Regions from separate parts of the Homo sapiens genome. Here region 1 is linked to region 2. Evidence: chromatin contacts called from ENCODE Hi-C or POLR2A ChIA-PET data. All regions are on one chromosome and are shown on one strand. Each heading gives the region's core, a stretch centred on a gene start or an enhancer-like site at or near the end of the contact. The rest is flanking DNA. Distances are from core to core; before and after follow the strand shown. Region 1 overlaps NAV2 (neuron navigator 2). Region 2 overlaps NAV2 (neuron navigator 2).

Region 1 (4,153 bases), core at 254-2,753, 97 kb before region 2:
TCTCTATACAAAGGGCCGTCCTATCGTCCAAATATATGCAGGGGCCTGCTTAGCGATAACAACTAAGTGCTTATCATGATCAGGCATTGTGCTGGGTACTTTAAATATATTGTTATAGGTTTCTCCAGTCCTCATATCATACCTGCAAGGTAGGTATCATCCTGCCCATTTTACAAATGAAGAAATAGAGGCTGAAAGAATAAGTACGCTGACCGATGTCATTCAGTGTTGGAACTGGGTTTAAAAAGCAAATGTCTAATTGCAAAATATGTGCTCCTTCTAGTCTGTGTCATGCTGCCTTCTGTAGCAACAACGGCTGTTCCCTGAGCCTGTGCCACATGCCAAACTATTCAACATTTGCACATACTCTCCTAGTCACTCTTAAGGGTGTTTCATAATGAAGAAACTGAGGCCGTGAGGACTGAGGGGCAATGCTGCAGCAATGTCAAGTTCATTCGGTGGACCACGTGCCTTCCATCTCCAAAGACACAGTCTGTGCTCCTTAAATACCTCCTGACAAACTCAATGTGCAGAGGCAAGATAGAGCAAGTTTCTGCTGCAAACTCACCACCAGTAGTGGATTCTAAGCCCAGCTCCCTGCCCAATGATTCTTTGCAGGGTCACAGCTTCTGTGCCTGTTTCACCTAGGCTGGTAACCACAGGAGGATCTGATTGGGAAAGCATGGCGTCACAGATGGAAAAGGACTCAAATTTGTTCTAGTGATTAAAAGAAAATCTCATGTGTCTTTTCTTGCATCTGCTCTTTGGGGTTAGGAATTTAATGTATCTAAAATTTCTCATAATTTGATGAAGAAGAAAGGGGAATGGTGGGAGAGGACCGTGGCTGGCAGGGAGGAAAGAGAGCAGTTGTAACAGATGCTCATGAATCCAAGTCCCAGATTTTGTGCTTTGAAATTGTAACCTTTCTTCCCCCATGTCCTTTCAACACCAACATAATATTCCGGAGGGGCATGTGGCCCTTGATACACAGGATTCTTCCCATATCAGTGCCTGGAGCACTGCGTGCTTACCCTGAGTTGACAGGAAGCCTTTGTAACTGAGCCACCCAGAAGAGGGGAAGCCAGGGATCTAATCCATGGGTGGGAGTGGGGGACACTTATGACAAGGATGAAGGGCAGTGACACGAGGGAAGGCCACAATGAGCAAGGGCAGCCTCGATATTTGCCAGAGCTGTCTGTGGCCAGAAACCAAAGCTGCCCCTGCAGCTGGAAAACCAGCCATGTCTCCTTTGCTTCTGGGTCTCTGGGATACTGGCAAGTTCATCTTGACATAAAGTCACTTAGTTCTAACTTGTCCTTTTCCCATTCAGGGTACAAATGATCAGGAGCCACCAAGATTAGTTCAGTGAGTTTGCAGATGTATTCTGAGGAAAACCAGTTCCACCAGATGCTCTGTGATAAGAATGTTGCCCTAAGAAGGGAATGTGGAATCTCCTGCCTTGTTGGAGATTCACACTGTAAACAGTACATCAACATTTTAACAGCTGTGAAGTCCAGTAAAGATCACCATAACTTTGCCTAAAGGAGCATTCCCCAAACTTATGTGACTACACAGGAAACGCTGAGAAGAATGAAGCACACACACACACACACACACACACACAAAGCGAAAATGAAGAAAAATGCAATAGAGCCTAGAGCTGCCAGTGGCTACTTGATTCTCACTTCCCTGAGAAGGAAGCTGGCACAGTGGGAAGCAGAGCTGAGAGGGATGGAAGTGTGCCTTTGACATCGCTTGAGTGCCCACATCCAGCCATACTGAAAGCCAGAAGCACCCCTGGGAGATCCAGCCATGAGAAATAGTAAATTCCTTTCTTTTGCTTTTTGTCACTTGGCATACTCATGCTAACTAATGGGGAAACGTAACTTGTTTGTAAAATAACTCCAGATATGTGGTTGAGAGTCAGATGGGAAAAATGTGGAAAGCATGCAGAATTCACTCAGGCAGTAAGGACACTGGTTGAATCTAATCAAGTGACAAAGGAAATTAGGTACAACCTGGGATGAGGCACAAAAGTCCACTGACCCAAATCGGGCAATAAATGTTGAAAGCAGTTACAAAAAGTGATTAAGATAGCAACTTGAAAGGAACCTAGAGAATTCGTGTTTACTATGTGGTGAAATGAAATTCCAGAGAAGTGGCTTGGGGACCTCGATAACACAGCAGAAAGAACTACAGTGTACGCAGCTATGATTCTGGAACCATCATTCCTGGAAGAGGATTGGACCATTCCTGTGTCCTGGTCCTGAAACAGTCGGAGAAAAACCATATGATGGCGCTGAGCCCACCTGAGATGATAAACCGACTACCCTTATTTCAGAGTGTGTGATTTTAAATCTGGGAAAGGTTTAAAAAGATGAAAAAGAATGATGAAGTAAATCATAATATTAAGATTAAGGCTTTGTGATCATTGGGTTAATCAGTATGTATTTATAACATTTAAAAGAATACACAGCATATAACAGGATCTGACAAAACAGTCTTCTGATTTCAATTTTAAATGACTATTGATTTTTTACTTGAGACTTTTAAGCTGAAATGTTTAAGAATTGGATTACGGTTGTAAAAAGAATTGAAATCTTTATGAAAATAATTTGTGACATTTGTAACTCTAATTTATTTGATTTGCAAGAGTTGCTTAAGTGCTTAGAAAGATTTTGCTTGTTTGGCTGGTAAATCTACCCTGTCAGACATCTGAAGAGCTTAAGGAAACCAGGTATGTTAAATTTACAAATGCAGTCTAAAATATTTAAGAAAATTTAATTATCCAAGCTTTCAAACAGCACTAATTTTGTAGGTAAGTGTAATCTGTTGCCTGAATAAAGTACTAATTGACAACAAGTGAAAATGATCTTAATTTATGAACAAAATACTTGTTTTATAGATGTGATTTCTAAGAAAATCTAGATAAAAAACGGAAAACTTCGATTAAATATTAAATCCTAGTTAACTCTAAGAAGTTATTTTTGGGCACAAAAGCACTCTTAAAAATAAGATATTTTTTAAAGTATTAAAGCAGGTTTCATCTTTTGAATGAATCAATGATTTTTATATGAATGACTAGAAGAATAAATGAACCCACGATGGCATCTTCTCTCCTCACCAGGTTTTGCCACTCCAGTTCACCTTCACTCTACACAATAAAACTTTCAAAGCAGCTCCAAAATTGCTCTGAAAATGTTGCTGGAGATAGCATTGTGTTTGACAACCTTGGGAAATAAGCAAAACAACCCCACGGCCTCCTCCTGGAAACTAACAGGAATATGGGACACAGAGCTTGGCTGGTTTCCCTATCTTTTTGGTTTTTTAATAATTTTAAGACAGCCTATCACAGATATACCTGACTTCTTTGGCTGAAACATCTAGAGAAATGGCTAGAAGATACTTCCATTGATTCATCAGAACAATCAACACAAAAGCATGATTTCCTAACCAGATCACAGCTATGTACCTTTTTCTCCACTAATGAAATGCCCTACATTGGTCAAGTCAGATAAGAACGTAACTGGAGTTATAAGTGATCAGATTTTAAAATAACCTTCACATATTTTTAGCCAATGTATAGGTGGAAGGAATTTTATGAAACATTTTCTATGTTTCTTCTCATAAACTCCACATTTTTAGACCCTTAGCCAAGGGCTTTGAATTCACTTCTTCATCTCATCCATTGAGCCACTGCCCCTGTGTGCCAGGCACTGTGCAAGGCGGTGGGGATACAGTGAGAATTCAGAGTTTTCCCTGCCTTGACCATAGATCCAGTAGACATAACAGACAAGAACATAGCTTAGACACAAATGAAAACATAAAATAGGGAGATGAGCAAAGGGCACCAAGTGGAAACAACACTGGTTCCAAACATCATTTCTATAGCCTCCCATATCTCCTAAAGCCACCAGCCAAGTTGGAGCACAAAGAGCTCTTCTGGCAGAGTTCCAAAGCCCGGGCCCACCAACGCTTTTAGCTATGCTGCTTTCTTCTTCAACACATGGACACAGCAAGAGCCAGGAGCAAGGAGAGCCAGGCCTTTGCTCCAGGCTTCCACAGAACTACCACCCGTGAGGGTTCAGACAAGACACATCCTCTCCAGGCCCCAGTCTTCTCTTCTTTATAATGGAGTAGCTGGACTAAGCCA
Region 2 (4,379 bases), core at 1,880-4,379:
AAGGTCTAAACCCCTTATTGTGGTAGATGATGGCCACATTCTTCCTTTATTTCCAGCCCCATCTCCTGCCTTTCCAACTCTTTACATACAACTCTACTATGCTGCACCCACATGTGGCTTCTCTCCACATGGCTTTAACAGGTTTATCTTTGCAGTAACTACAACCTCTCTGCCTAAAGGCCCTTCTCCTCCTTCCTTAGTTCGCTGCTAATCTGTCTTTAAGATGCAGCTTCCATGTCATCTTTTCCTGAGAGCTTTCCTTGACTCCTTGCCAGGAGTTCCTACAGCACTCTCCTTATTCTCTTGTTGGCTAAAATGTGATCCTATAGCACTCTCCTTATTCTCCTGTTGGCGAAAATGTAAATCTTTCCTCAACTAGATTGAGAGCTCTTCAGAGGCAAAGGTTAGTTCAAGTTCATATGCTACACAGGCAACGCAAGAAGGGTGTGTTGACTGGATAAATAAGAAATGTTTAAGTCTCAGAAGATGCTAGGTACTAGAAGGAACATTAGACTTGGAAGTCTAAATATTCGACTAGCTCCAGGTCTAAGATCTATAACTTGTTAGCCATGCAAAACTTGAGTTGTCACTCCACCTCTTTGAATCTCAGCATCCTCATCTGTACAATGGGGATAATAATAGCAATCTCCTCTGGTTCTATAAAAATGAAAGGTGATGTGACACACAACTCTTAGTAAACTATAAAGTGATAAAGTGATAGATGAATCCACTGTTACTTCTGAATTGATAAATATAATTCATTCTGAGTGATTTTTAAAAAAATGACCCATCTTCCCTTTACTCCTTGGTAACAACTTTAACATGGAGAGGTTTTGGTGGGCGGGGGGGGAGCAATTATAAGTTATATATAGTGAACCATAAGCTTGAGGGAGAGAATTTTAGAGCAGAAAAGGAGAATAAACCATTTTATAGAATCTAATCTAATCCAATCTTCTCATTTTCCAGATGAAGACAATAAAGATAAAGTGATTTAGAGTCAAGACTGGTGGTTAAGAGCCTGGTCTCACTAGTTAGACAGACTTGGCTTTTTGGTTTGTTTGTTTTTGAGACAGTCTCGTTCTGTTGCCCAGGCTGGTGTGCAGTGGCGTGATCATGGCTCACTGCAACCTCCGCTTCCCAGGTTCAAGGGATTCTCATGCCTCAGCCTCCGGAGTAGTTGGGACTACAGGCGTGCACCACCTCGCCAGGCTAATTTTTGTATTTTTAGTAGAGATAGGGTTTCACCATGTTGGCCAGGCTGGTCTTGAACCCCTGACCTCAAGTGATCTGCCCACCTTGACCTTCCAAAGTGCTGGGATTTCAGGTGTAAGCCACCATGCCCAGCCTACACCTGGTTTTAAACATGAGCCCCTCTAGTCTAGTTCTGTGACTTGGGGCAAATTGCTTAATTACCTCTAAGCTGCTAGCTCATGGAGGTGTGGGAAGAATGAAGTGAGCTAAGATGTGGAAAGCCCTTAGCGGACTCTGTACCCACACTCGATCAATACCTGTTCCTGCAGCCAGTGCCGAAGACCTCAGAGGGCACCAAGGGCTGATAAAGGACAGGGCCCAGGTGTCCTGATTCGTATCCTGGTGCTCTTATTTCCAGCGTCACTTCCCAGACTACCCTAAAGATGAAGGCAACTCAGAGGGGACAGAAGGACGTTAGTTACCCAGAGTGGGCATTAACGTAAAAACGGGGCTAGTCAGATCCACATCATAGACGTTTTCCTCTTCCTCCTCTTTGTCAGACATTTGCTTTTTATCATTAAGACTTTTTCTTCTGATAGAAAAGCTTGAAATAAAAAAAGGTTATATCTTTTATAATCTTTCAAATGATTATAGCGAACAACAAAAAAAGAAGGAATGGGATTGATGGTGATCAAAGACTGTCATATTTTAATTTTGAAAATGCAAATTGAGAAGCTGTGAATCCTGAATATGTATTACCTTAAGACTAATAATGCTATTGGAATTATAAAAATTTCATATGGAGCTATTTAGTTGCCTCCACACTTCAGAGAACAGTTCATGGCTGGGCGCGGTGGCTCATGCCTGTAATCCTAGCACTTTAGGAGGCTGAGGAGGGTGGACTGCCTGAGCTCAGGAGTTCAAGACCAGCCTGGACAACATGGTGAAATCCTGTCTGTATTAAAATTAAAAAAAAAAAAAAAATTAGCCAGGCATGGCGGCATGCACCTGTAGTCCCAGCTGCTCAGGAGAGGCTGAGGCAGGAGAATTGCTTGTACCTGGGAGGCAGAGGTTGCAGTGAGCTGAGATGGTGCCACTGCACTCCAGCCATGGCGATAGAGCGACACTCCATCTCAAAAAAAAAAAAAAAAAAAAAAAACAGAAACAAAACAAAACAAAAGCCGTGTATGTAGACCAGCTGAGTCATTATCTAAGCCCTGGTGCTCTCTCAGGATTGTGAGCTGAGCTGATGACTTGATTCAATAAAATGAGACCTTCTCCCAATTAAAAAGATTGGTATGACCCTCACTGAAGGAGAATGCAAGCAGAACAAAAGGAAGGAGTGCAATGCCTGACATTCCTTTGCTGGCCTGGTGCTGGCTGGCTTTCCTTTGAAAGCACTTAAGCCAGTCCCTCCACCAGCTATTGGCAGGAACTGTAACAGAGACCACTAGAACACAGCTCAGGAGGAAAGAGGGAATATCGAATTCTTTGGGGAATCATACAAACATAGCAAGCTGAAAGTCTGGGCATGCACCTATGCACCTGAACAGGTATGTAAATACGGGTATGCACATGTGCCTTTGCATTTTATGTATGAATGTATACTTGTGTCCATGCTTATATGTGACTTTTAATGTGTGTCCACATGTATGGCTGTATGAGTGTGAGTGTACAGCTGTGCATCTGTATGCACTTGAGTTACAACTGTAAAATACGTGTCTAGAATGTGACACTTGATCATTAATCCTCTTTTGTGTGTACAAGTATTAGTTATCCAATTGTGCAATGTGGCCAAATGCACTGCTCATCTCCAGCACAGGATCGAATCAGGCACTGTCAGTGAAAGCTCTGGGAATGATAAGAACTTTAAGGGCAGGGGTTGGGGAGCTTCCATCTGCCTGGAGTGGACTCATCCATGTGTATGACGTGGCCCCTGAATCCCATGTGCCTCATTCAGCAAGGGGTGTGGTGTAGCCTGAGCAATGAGCAATGTCGCTGACCAGAATCACACAGAGCAGCAGCACCACTGTGTGGACTGGCTCCACACAGTCTCCCATGGTCCTGAGGATGTGCCATCAAAGAGACAGGGGCTAGGGGACAGATAAAGACAGAAGGATCCATCCATCTCCACAAACACCCAGGCTTATCTCCTCAGAACATGAGCTCTTGTTCTTCTAGACCAGCCCCTCCCCTACCATTACTCTTCTCCCCAATGTCCCTCTCCCTTCAGAAAGCCCCAGCACTCAGCAGGGACTGTGAGGATCTGGATGTTCAAGGCAATCCCTGCTATAAGAAATCTTAGTTATTGAGCCAGGTGTTTATTATTTTATTTATTTTTTAAGTATGTTGGGATGTGTTAGGACTAATGCTGGGGACTGTCGGGTGACACCAAACCGCCCCCACCCTCATATTTAGGCCTTCATGCTTTCTGCTCAGGGAAGCTGCTGCTACAAGGCCTGGGGTCCCCACTTTCCTATGCATCCTGGGATCAGCTCACATTTTACTTCCCTTCTTCAGCTTTCTCTGTTCCTTCCCCAACCTGTGCTGTATGAACTGCTCCCTGGAGCACATTGTGTCTGCTTCTCTTAGGAGTTCATCACGTGGTTTCTTAGCTACTGACTTAAGTATTCCTGGAGCACAGTCTAGCTTCTGCCCTTACAGACCCGGAATCCACTATAAAGGAACTTTTACCCAATGTCCCAGGCAGCACAGGTGGGTGGCAGCTCCTACCTGTACAGGAAAGGTGCAACCGTGGCAGTGTTGGGATGGTTGTATTGCTGCTGGGGCTGAGGTAGCTGAACACTGACGGTATTGCTTCCTGTGGTCTGGGTGGTCCCGACAGACCCACTGACAGTCTGGCTGCTGATGCTGTGGTTCAGGGTGGTCCCTCCTGGGCCTTTTCCTTCTGAGGACGCCAGGCTGGAAGAGGAACTGGAGTGTCTGCCGTCCAGCTGGGGCTTCTGCTGGGGGAGTCCTGAGCTCAGCTTCCCACTCCGGCTCCGCTCCCCTTCCTTGGAAGGCGCTGGGGCACTTGGGGATTTCCCGGGCATGCTTTTCATTCCTGGTTTTGGTATTCCACTGTGGGAAGGGGCCATGGGCTCCTTCTTGGCACTGTTGAGCTTCCCCCCTTTGGGGATGAAGCTGGCAATCTTGGAGGACTTTTTTGGCATCTCGGGCACAGCTGC

Evidence for each region. Hi-C counts contacts between places; a loop is a spot of excess contacts on that map. ChIA-PET counts read pairs that join two places held with the same protein, here RNA polymerase II (POLR2A). Pooled maps may share reads with other maps.
Region 1: a loop to region 2 is called in a pooled map, with 2.2 times the contacts of the local background. The contact joins two enhancer-like sites. A Hi-C loop is called at or near these places in 1 of 50 pooled maps. POLR2A ChIA-PET finds 5 or more read pairs at or near these places in 2 of 52 experiments (A673 and HepG2).

The regions. Positions count from the first base shown.
Region 1 is chr11:20,029,206-20,033,358 of GRCh38, reverse strand. All of the region lies in intron 11 of NAV2 (neuron navigator 2), which reads right to left. Among named protein-coding and RNA genes, the nearest start is that of NAV2-AS2, 18 kb to the left of the region's middle. Within about 2 kb of position 1,503, at least 6 of the 41 ENCODE cell types and tissues checked have a DNase peak (open chromatin) inside an H3K27ac peak, as active enhancers do.
Region 2 is chr11:19,933,823-19,938,201 of GRCh38, reverse strand. It overlaps NAV2 (neuron navigator 2), which reads right to left. Exons shown (of 38, transcript NM_145117.5): 7 at 3,925-4,379. Among named protein-coding and RNA genes, the nearest start is that of NAV2-AS3, 45 kb to the left of the region's middle. Within about 2 kb of position 3,129, at least 7 of the 41 ENCODE cell types and tissues checked have a DNase peak (open chromatin) inside an H3K27ac peak, as active enhancers do.